Linked DNA regions of Mus musculus: regions 1 and 3 are each linked to region 2. Evidence: chromatin loops called from intact Hi-C (ENCODE). Cell type or tissue: heart. All regions are shown on one strand.

The links. Peaks named below come from ENCODE experiments on the same cell type or tissue, not always from the same donor. Only the 100,000 strongest peaks of a DNase experiment are listed, where the experiment ranks them.
Region 1: a loop joins it to region 2, with 1.8 times the contacts of the local background. A loop is called at or near these places in 5 of 42 quality-filtered maps.
Region 3: it touches region 2 in a loop (5-fold over the local background); 38 of 42 quality-filtered maps call a loop at or near these places.

Annotation. Positions count from the first base shown.
Region 1 is chr4:134,261,844-134,264,343 of GRCm38, reverse strand. All of the region lies in intron 2 of Gm42325 (a long non-coding RNA gene), which reads right to left. It also overlaps a transcript of Grrp1 not described here. Among named protein-coding and RNA genes, the nearest start is that of Gm42325, 6.3 kb to the right of the region's middle. In heart, a CTCF peak has its summit at 977 (motif pointing left); a DNase peak (open chromatin) is centred at 973.
Region 2 is chr4:134,467,333-134,469,832 of GRCm38, reverse strand. Stmn1 (stathmin 1) reads right to left here and starts at 1,513. Exons shown (of 5, transcript NM_019641.4): 1 at 1,404-1,513. In heart, no CTCF peak of the experiment used is centred here; DNase peaks (open chromatin) are centred at 782, 1,502 and 2,062; H3K4me3 peaks cover 2,500 bases; H3K27ac peaks cover 2,469 bases.
Region 3 is chr4:134,396,221-134,398,720 of GRCm38, reverse strand. It overlaps a transcript of Pafah2 not described here. Among named protein-coding and RNA genes, the nearest start is that of Pafah2, 5.4 kb to the left of the region's middle. In heart, a CTCF peak has its summit at 1,316; DNase peaks (open chromatin) are centred at 1,430 and 2,480; H3K4me3 peaks cover 1,403 bases; H3K27ac peaks cover 1,288 bases.

The DNA.
Region 1 (2,500 bases), 210 kb after region 2:
CTTGCTATAGAATCTGTGCTGATCTCATACTCACAATCCTTCTGCCTCAGACTCTCAAGTGCTGGAATTAAAGGTGTGTACCATCTTGCCTGCCTGATGATGGTCCCCCAGTATCAACCTTGGCACATATTCTGTAGCAGTTCCTGCTCAGACAAACATTACATCCTACAGGGAAGCTCTTTAAACAATTCAAATAGCTTCAGGAAGTTCCTGAAACTGAGCAGATTCACTAAGCCTCTTCTTAAGAGTAGACAAGCCAAGTTTCTGAGAGTCACTCTCAGACCAGCCAAGTTGCAAAGAGAACTCTGAGACCAGTCCATCTGCTTGAAAGAAGCAGAAACCAGCTGAGCTGCCTTGAAGAGGTTTAGACCCATTAAGGCAACCTGGAAAGGATGCTCTCCAACCTGTTGAACTGCCTGCAAGCTGTGTGGTGTGCTCCAGGTTCACAGCCATGTTGTGGTGGGCTTTGGTGATGGGGCTGTCTTTGAGTCACTTCAGCTCCTGTAAATGACCCCTCACCCATATTCATGTAACAACTCCAGTAAAACCCACAGGTTCCCCAAGGTGGACTTTGGCGGTATTTGTACTTTGATCCTCCGTGGGCTCGTTATTTGGGACAAGTAGATGTGTGTGTTGCATGTTCCCAAGAAAGTCTTGTCACACGATAGCACTCCTCAAGAGCTTAATAAATGTCAGGGATTAACTGATCACAACAACATATGATGTAAAGCCATCTCCTAATCTCCCAGAAGGAACACTGATAGAGGTTCCCAGCCTTGTTGGTGGTGGTGGTTAACTACCTTTACTGGACACCCGGCATCCACATAAAGAACTGTCTAAACCCTTCCAGGTGGCTTAGGACATCAAGGATGTCTGTCCAGGCAGCCATGTGGGCAGACTCAAGAGCTCTGGAAGTCCTGGAAAAGACCGGGAAGTTGAAGAGGAATCAGGAAGGTGTCCTGCCTGGTGCAGCCTGCCCCCTGGTGGACAAGCTTGGATAACCCTACACTTTCAGGGTGTTCAGGCACAAACCACTCCCCGGAGAGTTTCTGCACCGCTCCAGTTGCACGAATTTGCCTGTGGATTTTGTCAGGTCTGGTTTGTTAACGTTGGAAGCAATATTATTATGGTGGCAATTTATCATGTGTGGTTAACCAAGACTTGGGCGATGCTATCTCCTGATGGTCAATTGAGATGCAGGGGCAGGCGCTCTGCATCTTAAACCTCCAAAGGGGAGCAGCGTGATCTGCATCTAGCTCACTCATCCCACGAAGGCTCATCCCCAGCTCCTTTTCGTCTGTTTGGATGCTGGTGACTGAGCCCAGCGCCTCATCCACGCTAGTTTGTTTGTTTGTTTTTGTTTTTCGAGACAGGGTTTCTCGGTGTAGCCCTGGCTGTCCTGGAACTCACTTTGTAGACCAGGCTGGCTTCGAACTCAGAAATCCGCCTGCCTGGGATTTTAATCCCTGTGCTGGGATTAAAGGCGTGCGCCACCACGCCCGGCTTGTTTTTGTTTGTTTGTTTGTTTGTTTGTTTGTTTGTTTTTGTTTTCTCATCCATGCTAGTAAGTGCTCTACCAGTGAGCTGCAGCCCCGGTCTGTTTGAGGGCAGGAAGGGACATCAAGTGGCTTGACTTTTGTACCCCACTTTCTCTGGTCATCAAATACAGGCTGTTCTGGGCAGCGAGTGACCTCGGCAGCAGCCTCGGTGGACTTAGAGAAGGTAACGTTGCTAAGGGGCCTGGCCATGTGTGGATGGCAAGTCCTCCCTTGAAAACTGGTCCCGATCACACCACCATCTGCACTGAGAGAGAAGTTGCTGCAGATGCTGCTGGCTCTTCCCGAGGGAAGCAAAGGATTGTGGGAGGACCCAGCCCCAGCCCCTCTCCCTCCTCCCAGCTCTCCCCTCACAACTTCTCCAAGCCTCCATGGCTCCCAGGGTGGCACAGTGCAGGCCCTCATGCTGTCAGAGTGCCCGAGTACCTGGCTCCCATTCCCTGCTGCTGCCAGAGTTACATGACATGTCTGTTTACAATGACCAGTTATCAACACAGGACTCCAAGAAGCACCCAGGATCCCCACAGATTCCTCCTCATCCCTGCTGAGTCCCAGAGGCTGCATTCCCGACTTAGAACCAGAGTCAACGATGCCTGGTAAGATGGGGTGTCAAGACTCCTTTCTTCACTCTTTGGACACAAGAGGCAGCCATAGCTTTGTAGTTCAATGCAACTCCTATGGACAAGTATGGGGTTCTGGGCTAAAGATGTCAGTTAGGAGAACACGCTGCTCTTGCAGAGGACCAGAGTTCCGTTTGCAGCACCCACATCAGGGGACTCACAACCATCAGTAACTCCAGCTCTGGTGCCCTCTTCTGGCCTCTGAGCTCACCTACGCTGCTGTGAGCATTGTCACACACAGACAGGAGCACACACCTTCAGTAAAAAAGAAAAGCGTGAGGAGCCTTAAGAGGACCAGAAGTTTCAGTACTGCAAAACCCAAAG
Region 2 (2,500 bases):
GAAGAATTCCGTCCCTTAATGTTTTTGTCCTGCCCAACATAAGATATTCCAGATTCAACCCAACAATGAGATCGGAGCCATCTTAATTCTGTCTACAACTCATTGTGCAATTGAAATACCCACCCCTGCTTTGTCTGTGTCTGCCACGGTGAATAACACCCAAGCTGGCAGCCAATGATATTCAAGTCCTATTGTTCCTAGGGTTTAAGCTACTAGCCTCACAGTGAGAAAATGAAGTTGTATGAACCTCTAGGTTTCTTTTGAGGGCAGGGTCTACTTAATCCAGGCTGGCTGTAAAATTACAATCCTCTTGCCTCAGCCTCCTCAGGGTAGAGGGGTGGGGTTTAGCCCACTGGGTTAACACTTAACATTTGCAAAGCCCTGGGTTCCATGTTCGATGCATACATGGGCGGGGGGGGGGGGCAGCTTCTGAGTGTTGAGATTACAGACAAGCGCCACCACACCCGCCTGAGGTTTGTCACATTTGATGCCTTATGTCGCAAACATTTTTTTCAACAGTTCTCGAGTATTTTTTTTAAAAAGATCACCATTCTTTTAGCCCCGAAGCGTATGACTAAAGGTTCCAAACACTAGACACTGCAAAAACGAAGCAACGAAAAAAAATGCATTTATCTGTAGCAGAGCACCCAACGCAGCAGACTACACAGCATGGGCGTGGTCCTGGCCCAGGCGGGCAGGCTGGCGGCCCGGGCCAATCAGAACACGCCCTACGCTCCGGCCCCTGGCCCCGCCCCTCGGCTCCCCGCGCCTTTTCGAATCTCCGCGAACCTCTCCACGCTCGGGAGCCCGCGCGCGTGGGCAGCGACAGAATGGGCGGGGCCAACGGTCCTCCGGGGTGGCCCCGCCCCTCTCGGGCTGGCAGCGCGCGGCCGTCTGCCCCCCAACTCCCGCCAAAAACACCTCGCGGACACGCAGCCCTGGGGTGGCTGTAGAGGGCTCGGTCGCACGGCCTTCACCCACTGACGGAGTGCCCAGAGCTGTCCGGGACCACCGCCCCGAAGCCCCGGGAGACCGGGCGGGCGCCGCCCCTCAGCAGCACGAGCGCCCCCAGCCTCGCTCTCCTTCAGACAATGGGGACCCCCCGAACAGCCGCGCCCGCCGGGCGGTAGATGCAGAGGACGGCTCACGCCTCCTATTGTCTCCACGCTCGCACCCGGGCTAAAGCCCAGCGCTGGCCGCGCCCCCTCCCCTCCAGCCCGCATCTCCAGGGAATAGGGACAAAAGCCAAGGCTCCGCCCGAGCTCCACACAAAAGACCAACGCCCCCCACCCGCTGGGGCTCGGGGTCTCCGCCCATCTCCTGTGCCCGGCTGGGGGACCCGCCGCGTTCCCGGCTGCTCCCCAGCCCGCCGTAGCCTCCGCCTAAGCCAAGCCTGCACCCACCTGCTCGGTCCGAGCCGCCTGGCCACACTCTGAGCACCAACAGACCTGGGCGCGCACAAAAGCGCCAAACAGCGGCACGTGACCCAGACCAGGCGCTCCGCATTGGCTGCGGGTGACGGCACGTGCCAGTCCCGCCCCGAAGCCTGGAGAGCACCGCCTCTCTGGAGAGAAGCATTTCGGGAATTGTAGTCCGGGCCAGGGGGGCAGGAGGACAATGCTAGGGGTGGGGCACTCCTGGTGGGGGGTCTCTCTAGGTGTTAGCCGGGACTAGCGTGGGTGGGTGGGGTGTCTCTGATCGGAAGAGCATTTGGCTGCGGCCGCAGGACTGAATCGGTTATGGGACTCTCTTTAGGAAAACTGCAGGGCGAGGTGAGGAGCAGGGGAGGGGTCGGTCCTAACCTACTTCTTTTAGACCTCGACCGACTGGACTCTACCTCTACCCAGCCATAGGAGTTTATTTGGCTCCCTAAGCAATATCCCTTTTGATGCCATACCCCTCCCGGTCGCCTAAAACGCCCGAAACCCTGTGACAAGATAGTGCCACTCCACGCCCCTGCACGATCCTCTACCCTCGGTGTCCTATCACGGACACACGGCAGCTTGTCACCTGTAGCGCAACAACGCAGTCCCTAACCCATTTCCTACTGGCAGATTACGGGCGTGGTTCTTCCCTTGGCCACTTGCATTCTACCCTTCAGCCTCCCGAGCTGGAAACACTGGGATCTAGGCAGGACAGCGGGAGGCTCTGGAATCTGATCTTGGGTTTAACAAAGCCACTAAGCTTAAAGGCAGACTCCATCTGGACTGCTAAAGCCTTGCGGTGACAGGAAAGGGAAGGGAAGAGCGATGGCAGTTCTAGATACACTTTGCTCCTTTTGTTCTGAAAGCACGTGCTCCCTAGAGCGGGGCTGGGCTCACTTTGAGAATGTAAACAAAAGGAGCCACAAGGTCACGGTTCCCTCTGGCCGGGATAAAGCAAAACTATAGCAGAGACACAAAGGAAATTAGCGTGACCCTGTCTGTCTAAGAACCTCTTCTCTCTGCTGACCAAAGCTGTGTCCCCACGAGGTGGTCATTTCCCCAAAGCACCTGCTCAG
Region 3 (2,500 bases), 71 kb after region 2:
GTTGTTCTAAGATAGGCTCTCTCTGTGTAGCCCAAGCAGGCCCCCCAATTCAAGATCTCCTTATCCGCCTCTCAAGTGGCAGGATTATAGGTGTGTCCCACAGTATCCAACTCAGTTACTTTTTTATGTGCATTCATGTTCTGTCTGTGTGTCTGTGAAGGCGCCAGAGCCCTGGAACTGGAGTTACAGGCAGTTATGAGCTGCCACGTGGGTGCTGGGAACTGAACCTGGGTCCTCTGGAAGAGCAGCCAGTGCTCTTAACTGCTGAGCCATCTCTCCAGGGCCCTAGCTCAGTTATTTTTTAATCTGTCATAATTATTCAAAATAAGGCTCTATATTATAGAAGGAAAAGAGAAGTTTAGGTGACTTTGTATTCGATCTCTGCTACACACACACGCACACACACACACACACACACACATGCACACACGCACGCACACACACACACACGCACACACACACATGCGCACACACACGCACACATGCACACGCACATGCACACACGCACGCACACACACACGCGCGCGCACGCACACACACACACATACACACACACGCGTGCACACACACACACATGCACGCACGCACACACGCACACGCACACACACACACGCACACACATGCACACACACACACACACACACACACACGCACACACACAATTTATTTATTTATTGAAGAGTGTGCCATGGCTCCCATGTGGAGGTCAGAGAACAATCTGCAAAAGTTGGTTCTCTCCTTCCATCATGTGGGTTCCTGGACTAGAACTCAGGTCACCAGGCATGACAGCACCTTTACCCACTGAGCAATCTAGCCAGCCACCGCAGTGAGATCGTCAACAAATGCCTTAAACTCTAAACCCATCATTCACAGCTACTCATGAGGTTGAAGACTCTGTGTGTAAAATATCTGACATGCTGAAGACATTATGACTCCGTAAGGCAGCTATTAACTAATTCTTTTAACGAACTATATGACCCGCTCCAAGTCTGACTTTCATAAACGTAAAACAGGGACATTCATAAGTAAAGTTTAAAGGACAAAACTGATACAGCCTAAGACCTGGTACATTGTAATTACTTGTACGAACATCAGCAACTATTCAGCAATCCTGGTGCTCTTTCAACAACATACCCAACTGAGGTCTTCTATTATTTCTGGCATAGATCCTTTGGCAAAATGAATTCTTCTCTCCCAGGATTTTCATGCCTGAGACACACCTACCAAGGTCCACTGAAAAGAGGCCCGGGAGAGCCCAAAGGGAAAAAACAGGGCTTTCATCGGAGCACGCTAGGCTGCTGCATTCCTGCCCCTAGCGAGCAGCTCTGTCCCTCTGCCAGCCCTGTGGCCAGAGTCCAGGGCAAGCACCCCTCTTGGGATTCCTTTCAGACAAAGCTCTCTGCAGGCTGTGGGCTTGGGGCCTATTTGATCTTTGGACTTTGGAGGAAGTGAAGAAATAACCTGGTTTTAGATGAGGACACCAAGAACTCCAGGGACGGGATTGAGCAACGAGGCGGTAAAACTAGAAAAGCCACCTGATAGGAAGGTTCTAGGGCAGCAACAAATGGCACAAAGAGAACCTCTGTTGGTTTTGGAGGCCTTACAGTTTACAAAGTACTTTCATACACGGAAATATAAAAGAAGAGGAGGAGGAGGAACAGGAAAAGAGGAGAAGGAAGAGAAGGAAGAGGAGAAGAGGAGGAGGAACAGGAAGAAGAGGAGGAGGAGGAAAAGTGAAAAGGAGACGAGGAAGAGGAAGAAGAGGAAAGGGGGATGGGGGAGGAGGAGGAGGGGGAAGGAGGAGGAGGAGGAGGGGGAAGGAGCAGGAGCAGGAGGAGGAGGAGGAGGAGGAGGAGGAGGAGGAGGAGGAGTGTGTCCCAGAGAGCCTGTGTTATTCGCCCAAGGTCAGGGAGAGTGAGGCAGAGTTCTTTGCTGCACTTCAAGTTCACAGTACTGCGAGGAAGAATTTGGGTGTCTTCCTCCACCAGTATGTAAAACAGGACAGCGAAGAGTGGAGCGCAGTGTGAAGGGCACAAAGCTGCCCTCTCCCAGGGAAGTGAGGCAGGGTCAGGGCAGGAATCTCAGGTGAGGGAGTGACAGTCCTCGATGACCCTGAAAGGGCTTAGGTGCGGGGTGGATTCTGACAGGACTGATCTGAATAGGAAACAGAGACGATGAAGAGCAAAGATTAACGCGCAGATTCTGGCACTGAGACACAAAGAGGGCCCACGCTGGAAGATGAAAAAGTCTTTGGAGAGCTCAGTTAAGAATTGGAGCTTCGGTCAATCAAACTTACCCAGTCACGCTGATCATTGAAAAGTAACCTCAGAAGGGTTACTCGACTAAAACCCGACACCGCCCAGGAGCCCGTGGCCTTCTGGGAGTAGTAGTTCTTTCACTTAACGTGCGAACTTAAACTCATCTCCTGCTTCTAAGTGTTATCACTACAAGTCCCAGGATGCAGCATGGCTCCTTGTCATCCATAGCACTACAATTCCCA